Regions from separate parts of the Homo sapiens genome. Here region 2 is linked to region 1. The links are chromatin contacts, found by Hi-C or POLR2A ChIA-PET in ENCODE. All regions are on one chromosome and are shown on one strand. Each heading gives the region's core, a stretch centred on a gene start or an enhancer-like site at or near the end of the contact. The rest is flanking DNA. Distances are from core to core; before and after follow the strand shown.

What was found. Hi-C counts contacts between places; a loop is a spot of excess contacts on that map. ChIA-PET counts read pairs that join two places held with the same protein, here RNA polymerase II (POLR2A). Pooled maps may share reads with other maps.
Region 2: a map of K562 shows a loop between it and region 1 (4-fold over the local background). The contact joins the promoter of ANXA2R here to the enhancer-like site in region 1. A Hi-C loop is called at or near these places in 1 of 168 maps with a recorded cell type or tissue (K562) and 2 of 50 pooled maps. POLR2A ChIA-PET finds 5 or more read pairs at or near these places in 1 of 52 experiments (activated B cell).

Annotation. Positions count from the first base shown.
Region 1 is chr5:42,580,712-42,583,411 of GRCh38, forward strand. The region is part of intron 2 of GHR (growth hormone receptor); the gene reads left to right. Among named protein-coding and RNA genes, the nearest start is that of GHR, 160 kb to the left of the region's middle. Within about 2 kb of position 1,285, at least 2 of the 41 ENCODE cell types and tissues checked have a DNase peak (open chromatin) inside an H3K27ac peak, as active enhancers do.
Region 2 is chr5:43,038,965-43,041,664 of GRCh38, forward strand. It overlaps ANXA2R (annexin A2 receptor), which reads right to left and starts at 1,355. Exons shown (of 1, transcript NM_001014279.3): 1 at 407-1,355. The coding sequence starts at 1,082. The coding sequence ends at 501. The region is part of intron 2 of ANXA2R-OT1 (ANXA2R overlapping transcript 1); the gene reads right to left. RefSeq lists enhancers at 237-777, 469-518, 539-948, 959-1,008, 2,664-2,700 and a silencer at 1,349-1,618.

The DNA of each region.
Region 1 (2,700 bases), core at 35-2,534:
CTAGTGTGTTTTTCTCAATCGGTTGGCATTTAACAGCAAGTGTTTTAGTTGAAAAAATTTATTTGAAAATCTGTTTGAAACATGACAAAATAGGAAATACCTGCTTATTCCCTCACTGCAGAGTGGTCCTCAGCAGAAAGAAGATTTTGAAGTTTATGAATTATGTTCAGACAAGACCCTTATAAAATCACTCTCCTCTCTCCAGTGGCAGAAGCGTGGCCCCTGACTCCTCACCCACCTTCATTCATCTTTCGTATTCCTTGAAAATTACCACTGAGTATTTTCCTTCTGCTTCCTGCAGCACCAGCAGAAAAGATGAGGATGCGTCTCTTGATTGCCATTACAAATCTCTTTCTTATGCTTGTTTCCATTCTTATTCTGCACATAACTTGGACTTGGCCATCATTCTTAGAGCTCCTCTAAATTGTTTGATTAAAAGATTGTTTATAAGTCCAGAGTCAGAACGGAATTGAAAAGGCACTGCACATTATGATGGAGAGGAATAAACTCCAGTCAAAAGTCATGGCTTCTGGACTCACCACCCTAAGGCAGCCTCACTGGAACTTGCTTTTCCAACTGTCAGTGGAGTTTTAGAATTTTCCTACTTGCAAGCTTGTTGTGAGGATTAAACGGTTAAGAGAGATTGTGTCTGTTATGGAATTGTGAAAACTGTAAGTTGCAGTCCACACTGTAGAAATCTTAGTTACCTCTGCCCTTTCTTTCTCTAGAGACAGGTTGCTAGTGGAATAGACAAGTTTGCCATTAATTTGAAGGTTGCATTAAGCATATATTATGTTAGTGAAGTTGGTCTTCTGAAAGTTGGAAGGGACCTCAGAGGTCCTGTATTAGACCAACTGTGGCTGTTCCTTAGAATAAGCTGGAAGTTTTCTGAAAAATACAAATTCTGAAGCCTCATACATAGAGATTCTGATGTGGAAGATCTGGAATTGATGGCAGCAGCGGCCCATCTGGAGCCGCTGCTGTGAAGATGCCGGCTGTAGTGGGGGAGGTGCGGCTGTGGTTGTGCCCTCCACAGAGCTGCCAGGTGGGAAGCCTGACCCTTCTGAGTTGGCAGGTCTGAAGCCCAGTGCTCTTCAGGCACAGTTGCAGCTGCCCATCTGTGCCTCTAGACCTGGGCATCCCCGTGCTCTCGGGGGCCCAGGAAGCACCCCCTGCTCCTGCAGGCTTGGAAGTGCCTGCTATCACTCCCTGGCCTCTCCCTGCACCTGCACCCAGCACCCGCTCCGGGGTGAAGCAAAGTCATGGCCAAGCCTGGATGCTGTCATGACCTGGTCAGGTGTGCACACACTCGGAGCAGTGCTGACACACCAGCCCCCTGGCACATAGGCACTCTCTGGACTTTGGACACCAACCAGCATGGGAGGGAGACTGAGAGGGCACTAAGGGGTGGTTCAGCGCAGGCCTGCAGGCGCCCCTTGGCATGAACAGCCTGGGTGCTGTGGATGACATGTAGATGGTGGCAGAAGGCAGACAGGCTCCTGGGCAGAAAGAGGCCAGTCCCCAGTGAAGCTCCACCTTCAAGCCAGGGATGGCCGGAAGCCTTGTGGCTGAGCTATCAGTTCCAGGTGGAGTCCTTGGCTGGGAGTGAGAACTTATGGTGCTTTATCCAGGCCTTCCCATAGCCACCCATGGACCAATAAGCACACCCTTCCTCCCTTCTGATCTCATAAAATCCCTGGACTTATCCAAACTCGGGCAGATGTCGGGATGACCTGCCTATGGATAAGAGCTACCCACTTCAGGTCTCCTGAGAACTGTACTGTCACTCAGTAAAGTATTTCTTCACCTTGCTCACCTTCCAGTTGTCTGTGTATCTCATTCTTCCTGGATGTGGGACAAGAACTCAGGACCCACTTAATAGCAGGACTGAAAGAGCTGTAACACGAACAGGGCTGAGACATGCCTTCCCTGCCCACCACATTGTAGGTGACAAGAACAGAAGAGCTACAGCCCTTTGGGGAGCCCAGACCTGTGTGACACCCTCTTTGGGGGCTCTGCGGTTTCTGTCATCTCCATGCTCCCAGGCGTCACCACATTCCCCTCGTCCAGATGCAGTTGCCCACGGTGGAAGCCATTTGCGTACATCAGATGCAGCCGCAGGCTTGCATGGAGCTGGTGCCTGTGCTGGTGCCTGGAGCTGCTCACCCCACCACGGCAGCTGGTGTACCTGGCTGTACACAGTGGCTGAACCCCATGCTTACCCACTCACGTATCCCTCATTGCTCCACGCCTGGCTTGCCCTTGGCAGGCATGGGGTCCAGGCTGGTAGCGCAACCCGAGCATAGCCTACCAGGCCGTTGGCAGAACAAGCCCATTGGGCCCGAGCAAAACTTGGGCAAATGTGCCACCAGCCACAAAAAGGAAACACAAAAGTTTCCAGCTGGAAAAGCAAGACCTGAAGAATCCTGCAACAGAATGATGCTCTGGAGTGTTTTCTGTGTTAGGTGTGCTTGTTTGTTTGACTAAACCTCCAAACATGAGTCTGAAGATTAACCAGTTTGGGAAGCCTTGCTTCAGCTTTCTACTGACATTAAACTCCTTCTCCTCTCCCATTTCTGTCTTCACTTAGAAATGGAAACCCACTAATTACTCAAGATCTTACCTTTTCCATTCAGTCAACTAGGCCCTTGCACCCCCATTACTTTGCGTTCCACCTTGACAATTGCTATTGCCAAACAT
Region 2 (2,700 bases), core at 105-2,604, 460 kb after region 1:
AATTCCTGAGTGTAAAACAATGAATCGATATACTGAAAAAAAGAAAGACCGCTGTTAAAAATAAAATTAACAATTAAAATTAAAAAGACGTTATAATAACGTAAAAGACATGATATAAAATTAAATGTAAACAAACAATACATTTAAAAAGCAATAATTAGAAAAATAGTAGGAATAAGATTTTAAAATACAATGGAAAAAAACAAATTTTAAATTTGCCAAAAACTCTAAGAATTCTACAATCGTAAAATAGATTTCTCAAAGTGAAAACAGATACGAATGAAATATTTAATGAAATAAATACAAATATTTAAAATACAAGGAAACTGAAAGTAATAAGCGACGCGAAACAAGAAAGAAACATAAGGGAAAAAGAGAATTTAAAAACTGACAACCAGCAATGAAAGCACATCTTAATGTATTTTTATTTTCTAGGTGGAGACGTTTGGTAACTGAGAATCTTTTCAAGGAGGAGAATCCAAAAAGCCTTCTGCTGCTATCTAAGGCTGCTTAGCTCCACAGATCCGTGAACAGCACGCCCAGAGTACAGAGAACGCGGCAAAACCAACGCGAAGAATCCACTCCAGGCAGTCTGAGAAACCCGGGAGGTGGCGCCACGGCTGGAGGGCAGGAGGATGGCGGCGTTCCAAAAGGCACCCGCTGTCACAGACCTCGGTGTCCTGCTGTCTGTCCCAGGGATGGAGAGGACTGCTCCAGGGAAGCTGCTGGAGCCTGAGTCTGTCGGGTTCCTCTGCCTGCCCCACCTCTTCTACGGGTGCCTCTTGCTGCTTCTGTGTCCCCGGCCAACTGAACTCAGTGGGCTTCGCTGTACTTGGTTCCAAGGTGCTCTGGACTCCAGGAGAGAGTCCGTTTTGCCAGTAGACTCCGGGCAGCCGCCAGCAAGGGCTGGAAAGCAGTCCCAAATCACAGCTGTCCAGTGAGTACTCTCCTAGTACTGGATACAAAGGAAGAGGCCACGGCCCACGATCTTCTGAACTCACAATAGGTGGAGGCTGGGGCTCTGGCGCCACCTCTGCGGAATCCCAAGCCCGCTTCACACAGCCAAGAAAATGTTGCTCCATCCCTCAAGCCTCAGACCAACGTTTGCGCTGATCAAGGAGGGAGAGTCTCTGCACTACCATCAGCCTGAGTATTTATGCTCTGCAGAGCCCGTGGGCGGAGGCCAGTCAGATATTAAGAAACTCAGTAGTAACAAATGCACGAAAATTAGTAGACAAATGAAAAACGATAACATTTTAGAGAGTACATAGAACCAAAACGAACCGTAATTCCGACAGAAAAACATGGCGAGAAAAGAAACCGAAATGAAATGACACTAAGCAAATCTTGAAGAGAACTAGCGCTACAGAACGCAGGTATTCAAGAGCGCGCAAGGGCCAAGAACCACCCGTTTCCGGGAAATGAGCGTTGCTGCCACCGGAAAACTGTCTGCTAGGGCTCTGCCCTAACCACCTTGCAAACGAGAAACTGGCGCGTTGAACTTAGCAAGCGCCGGCACCTAGCGGATAGCGCTGGTATTGCCAAACAAATATCCGTTTTGGCGCCGTAAAGGGTGCTGCTAAAGAGAAACAGCATGCTCTTAGAACTAAGAGCGGTGCTTCCACACCTAAACAACCTGTTTGGAGGAATGAACCAACTCTGTTTCAATGTGTTGTACCAGAAAAATGTGTTGCGGCATTTAATGTGTTTTAATCCGTTCAATGTGTTTGATAGGTTTAATATGTTTTAACCCGTTTTAATGGGTTGTGACAGAAAAAGCGCCGGCTAATGGTACCACACAATTACTAGTGCGAACAGCGGCTCGGTGCAATCACCGTTCTGCACGGCAAAACGGGGTTCAGGAAGTTCCTAGGAGATACTAGCGGTTGTAGGAGCGAAAAAGTGACAGCACTGAGAACCTAAGGACCCCGCGAACGGGAAATGTCACGTTGGGTGCAGCAACTGAGAAAACGCCCAGTGGGCGCCACTGGCAAACGTGCTGATACAAAACCGCCAGCTCTGCATAGGAAGCGGAGCCTCCAGACAGAACCCGGAACCTGATACCAGCGAGGCTAAGACCGAGCTCGGCTCCCCGGCTCCTGAGAGAATGAAAGTCAAGAAGCACGAATCTGAGACGCTCAAAATTAGAAGAAAAAAAAAATACATAATTTAAAATAATGAAAGTCTGAAATGCAAGTAAAAATGAAAAACACATCGGTAACATTGTCCTCAGAGCAAGACACAAAAATAATTTTAAGGTAAGCAAAAGTTACAGAGAACCAACCCTACAAAGAAGAAATTACAAATATGGCTAAGCGATGCAATGCCTACCATTAGAATATTTCTGTCAGATCTAAACCCCTGCAGGTTGCTCCTGTCATAATTTCCTACGAGAAAAAAAACAAAAATATCCACGGTTAAACGTGTTTAGCTACGTCTAAAAAATCGTAGTAGCTGGTACATCCCGATTTGGTCTACAAGAGGAAAAAGTCTCGATGGGCAGGACTTGCTATTGTCAAAGGGAGCTTGGTAAAACTGAGACATCGCGATCGCCGGCATTTCCTGACTTCCACGGGAGTTTTAAAAACACACAAGCATAGCTAAGACAGGACTCGATATTGCGAAACCAAACTTGGTATAAGAGCTCCCAACACTGCTAAACTGGTCATCGCTAAACCTTTAAAAAAAAAAAAAAAGCAT